Linked DNA regions of Mus musculus: region 1 is linked to region 2. Evidence: chromatin loops called from intact Hi-C (ENCODE). Cell type or tissue: left cerebral cortex. All regions are shown on one strand.

What was found. A loop is a pair of places that touch in the nucleus more often than their neighbours do. Peaks named below come from ENCODE experiments on the same cell type or tissue, not always from the same donor. Only the 100,000 strongest peaks of a DNase experiment are listed, where the experiment ranks them.
Region 1: a loop joins it to region 2, with 1.9 times the contacts of the local background. A loop is called at or near these places in 6 of 42 quality-filtered maps.

The regions. Positions count from the first base shown.
Region 1 is chr2:168,600,300-168,602,799 of GRCm38, forward strand. It overlaps Gm52535 (a long non-coding RNA gene), which reads right to left. Exons shown (of 3, transcript XR_003953968.1): 3 at 2,054-2,347. It also overlaps a transcript of Nfatc2 not described here. Among named protein-coding and RNA genes, the nearest start is that of Gm52535, 3.2 kb to the right of the region's middle. In left cerebral cortex, no CTCF peak of the experiment used is centred here; DNase peaks (open chromatin) are centred at 1,039 and 1,524; H3K4me3 peaks cover 1,536 bases; H3K27ac peaks cover 629 bases.
Region 2 is chr2:168,551,154-168,553,653 of GRCm38, forward strand. The region is part of intron 3 of Nfatc2 (nuclear factor of activated T cells, cytoplasmic, calcineurin dependent 2); the gene reads right to left. Among named protein-coding and RNA genes, the nearest start is that of Nfatc2, 38 kb to the right of the region's middle. In left cerebral cortex, no CTCF peak of the experiment used is centred here; a DNase peak (open chromatin) is centred at 1,144.

The DNA of each region.
Region 1 (2,500 bases), 49 kb after region 2:
ATTATGTCACTGCACCAGTGCCATGTAAGCACACTGACAGGGGGCAGAGTAGACTGATACCAGGAAAAGGTCCCAAGCGCTGGCAGGATCCGGCTTTCAAAAGTCCCGCTCTACTAAAAAATAAGCTGAGGTTGAAGGTGGCTAAACACATCTTTTACTGAACCGGGATGGGGCTTGGACCCGGTTTTCAGCAAGACCCACCCCCACCCCCACCTTGGGCTTACTTGCCAAAGCTGTCATTTGCCTCCGCCCCACCGCCCCCCCCCCCCAGGACTTCAGTCCACCACGCTGAGCACAAAACCTACATTCAACTCAGATTTTATGACACGGGGCTAACTCCTCCTACGCGGATGTATTCCGCTTAACCCTTCAGCCCTTCGCATTCGGCGGTGCCCCTGTCCCTCCCTCCACACGAACTGGCCCCACAGAAACCATCCAACAGCTTCCACTTTAAAGACCCGATTTCTGACTCCCCAGCCCAATCCCCTTACAATCCCAACCAGATGGGCTAGATTTCATATTATATTCTCACTCATTAACTCTCTCCCCCAAGAACCAAATTGGATGGCTTCAAGGTTACATCTCAAAGGAGAAGATGGAGCAGAAACGGGGACAGTGGGGCGTCTGTGATCTCTTTGGCAGAACAAGCTCATGGTACTTTAAATTGTGGTGGGGGAGCTGGAAGAGCCCTCAGACTCATCCCAAAAAGGGGGAGAAAATGGCTTAAATTGTTTGAATGGCCCAGAGCATCTGGTGATGTAACTGGGAAGAGATGTCTTTCTGTATTAGTAAATAGCAAAATGTCAAGCCTATGGGAGGGGGGGCTAAATAATAATGATGACAAGGACGGTGGCATCTGCTGTCAAAGCCGAGAGCAACAAGAGAATAAGCCAGCGGGTTAGCAGCGAGACCCCCCTCCTGGTGTCCCGCGCCACACACACACAGGGAAACCTGCCTGGAGACGCTTCCTAGAATCACCACCGGCGACGGCCAGGATGTGCGCGTGCGCCCCTGTTTCACCGCATCTGTGCTTCTACCTGCGAGCGGGGACTGCGTGGGGTGCCTCCCGGAGGGGTAGGGGTAGGCAGCGGAGCGAGGATGCGATGCGAGGATGCGGGAAGGGATGCGAGCAGGAATGCAGGCAGGGAAGCCAATGGCGGCGCGATTACCTCGGTCCGCAGACCCCATGGTGCGGAGGGGCTGGCGGGGGCCCGGCCTGCGCAATGCGGGGCGCTGCATCTGTAGGCGCCGGGATCAGCAGGCTGGGGACCGTGTGCTGTGATCTGGCGGAGCGGCGCAGACGCTGCAGCGCCTAGGCTCCGCTCCGGGGCTCTGGCTCCCCGTGCTCCCACTCCTGTGCTCCTGCTCCGGCTCTCCGTGCTCCCGCTGCCGTGCTCCGGGCTCCTGCTCAGGCTCCCCGGGCTCCCGGCGCTCCGCGGTCGCTTACTCCAGAGGCAACGCGACTTCCTTCCCCGCGCTCCGTGTTTATAGGCTTTCAATGCAGTAAAATAACGGGATTCCCTCACTGTTTCCTCCTGTTTACTCAGCGCCATGGAAACCCCTGGATCCCGTCCATCTCCAAAACTAAGGGCTTTCCTGAAAACTTCACACTCAGGAATCCATGACGTCGCCTCCTCCGCGGCCAGCCAGCTCCGTGGCTCCTTCGGCCGCCAAGCACAAGTCCCTGATTGTTCGGGGCAGAGAAAAAGTCAGGGAGAGGGAGGCGCGCAGGGGTGGGGGCGCGGCCCGCCAGGCCCTGCAGGAGCTGCGTGCAAACTCGCAGACAGCCACCGCCTCCCCGCTGCAGCTTTGCCTAAATTCAGCCTCCTGACACCCCACTTTCCGAGAGGATACCCCTTGGAGAAGGCTCCCCAGGATTTCAGCCTGCACCCCCGGGTTGTCCAGCATCCCTTGGACACTTGCCCAGGGGTGTCTCCTTAGGCCCTCAGTGCCTCTGACTGCCCAGACTCTTGAGTGTTCAGGGATGAAGAGGAGCAAGACGAAGGAAAAAGAAATAAATAACAGTGCCTGTGCTAACTGTCCAAGATTTTTTTTTCCTCAAAGTTTATTTTTAGATTCATTTAGAAAATCCAAGGTTTCCAGTATTACTCGGAGGGTCCAGCAATAAGGCCGAAAAGGAGTCGCTGAAACCAGGCAACGCATGTGTTTACGCATGCTGTGCATAAACAGGAAAATAAAGAGGAGGGATGTCGGGACCTCTGCAGCCTCGGGAAGAGATGTGTGGGGTGGCACACGTGGCTCCCACCTGGGCCATGGCTGGAAAGAGCCGGCTGAGCTGCAGCCGGCAAGACGACTGGGCTGGACTTCAGCTATGTTGCTTCTCCACCTGCGTGTTCCATGGGAATTTCTGGGCTCAGAGATAAAGCCAGCTTTGATAGGCAAATTTGAAATACTGTTGTGGGCTCTGATAACAAACTTGGGAGCACCCAGGGCTAGTGAGTCATCACCCCCTCCCACAAGAGATACTGATTGGGGGAGC
Region 2 (2,500 bases):
CTGTCACCACCTCTAATTCTGTTTTCCATGTAACAGCGGCAGCTGTGGCCAAGCCAAAAAAGGTACAGCATGGCATTCTTTGCAGCTGAAGGTGGCTGTGTTACTCGATGAAGCCAACAAGATCTTAGCAGACACGGGTGAGTGACTTATCGAGGGTTCCTAAGCAGAAACTGATGAAGCTGAGGAGAGGAAGCCTTTACACTACCTCCCTTCCACTGCCTGGAATGCAAGTGTGATGGCCATAGCCACAGCAGCTGTTTTGGTCCCATGAGGCGACCATTGACAGATTCCTGGCGACGTCCCAGTCCTTAGCTCTACACACTTGCTGTATAGTTTGGGGTGTCTACCCAGTTGTTATTTAGGGTTTATGGTTGATGCAGCCAAACCTAAGCTCAGCTAAAAAGTCCATCTCCATGGTGACGTGCCCTTCAAGCTAAGGAAGGCTCCCACTTAAAGACACCCAAGGTGCAGAGACAGCAGATGCCTCAGTGTTGTCTCTATACAGACCACGGACCAGTGCACGTCTGCCCCACCAAGGACTTTTAGTTTGATTTTACTTTTGATTTTGAGAGAGGGTCTCACATAGCCCAGGCTGGCCTCAAACTCACTGTGTAGCCAAGGATGACTTTGGACTCCTAAACATCCTGCCGCTATCGCCCAAGTGCTATGTCTACAGGTTTATGGAGCACCATGTAGAGATAGTTCATGCAGTGCCAAGAATAGAACCCAGGGCCCTCGAGCACGTTAGGCCGGCTAGGTCTTTACCAACTGAGCCACACGCCCACAAAGGGCTTCTTTAAACTGCTGTCTCTAAAAAGCCAGACCTGAGAGTCCCCCAGAAGGACACTGCCATCAACAGCATTGAATGCTCGTGCCCACACCCAGAGCAGGAACCGACCCCCCAACACTGTCTTCTTGCCATCTCACTAGAACTTTCCCCCGAGGGTGGGAAGTGGGGAGAAGGTGGCTGTCTGACCCTTGCCGGCGGGGGTAGGGGGGAGATGAGGGAGCTCACTGGAAATAAAATCCCTGCTTACTTTCTGTCTGGTTTCCGAATTGCTTTTTCCTGGTCCTACGGTGCCAGCGCTGGCAGCTTTGTGATGATTTAAAATTCACGGCAACTAATGTTTGCTGAGCAGCGTCTCGCCAGCAGCAGGGCCGTGCTGGGGAAAATGTGTACAACGGTGGAGGTGGGGTCTATAATTAACCATAATAACAGCAGTGGCTGCCGTGCCGTGTACGGAGGCCTGGTAAAGGCTGCACGCTGTCAACTCCCTGGGTCTTCAGAGCAGTACCAAAGGGACACTTAATTTATATGAGGAGAGACTGAAGCACAGAGAGGGTGGACATTTCGCTCAAGATCACACAACTAGGAAGACAATGACCAGATGTGGGCCCAGACAAGCTTAGCTCCATAGCTATGCAGTGACTGTTACCTTGACAGCAGGATCAAAGTTCACCCACAAGCAGCCAGGACCTCGATCCCCAGATGTCAGTCAATCTCCGGCCACGACTGTGGTCTTTTACTGGAGTGTTAATGATTTAATCTTTAACATTTCCCCTATCTTTACTTGCAGAAATTATTTAAAAAGAAACATAGTGGTGCTACACACAGTGGGAGCTTCACACAGTGGGAGCTGCACACAGTGGGAGCTGCACATGGTGGAAGCTATACACAGTGGGAGCTTCACATAGTGGGAGCTGCACATAGTGGGAGCTGCACATAGTGGAAACTGCACACAGCAGTAAGCCACGGTCCTGGAGACCAGTGGATCATCACCAAAAGAGTTAAGAAACCTGCCCAGCTTGCCTCACGCTGGGGTGCTCAGCAAACCAGTGCAGAGAGCTGGACGGCTCTGCCACTGAGCTGTGACTGCAAGAAGAGGGAACACACAGCCACCATGGACTGGGAGGAATGGCAAGAGGGGCTGGAAGAGAAACCTGCCTGACAGGACCGGCTGAGATGTGGAAGAGCTAACCCACTCCCATGAGACGTGTATCCAGCTAGGAGTCATTTCCCTGCCTGTGGAGCAGGAAGAGGATCAATGCCTTCCCCCCCCCCTCCCCCCAGTAGTAGGGTAGAAGAGCTGAGACAGGAGGATTGCTGCAAGTTCAAGGACAGCCTGAACCTGACTGACATACTGTCAGCACAAGAACAGAAAGAAAGCCACTGTTTACCACATCACCTGGGACAGTGTCCCTTACGGTCCCCATGCCCAGGAGCCTGGCTCTAACCCCAGTCACTCAGCCCCCTGTGCAGACACGGACCTGTGGTTAGGTTCTCATCCCTGAGCACAGGACGCCTCTGCACAATGAGAGGGTGCATGTGCGTGAGTGAGCCCTGGCGTGTGGCAGGCACCGGAGACACAGTCATCCATCACCCTTCTCGCTGAAATGTGGGAAAACAAACGACAGACCCGGGTTGGCCCCTGCTAACGAGAACCAAACACAAAGCCCAGCGCAGAGCCTTCCTCTCCTGTGTTTCCCTTTTCCCTTTTCC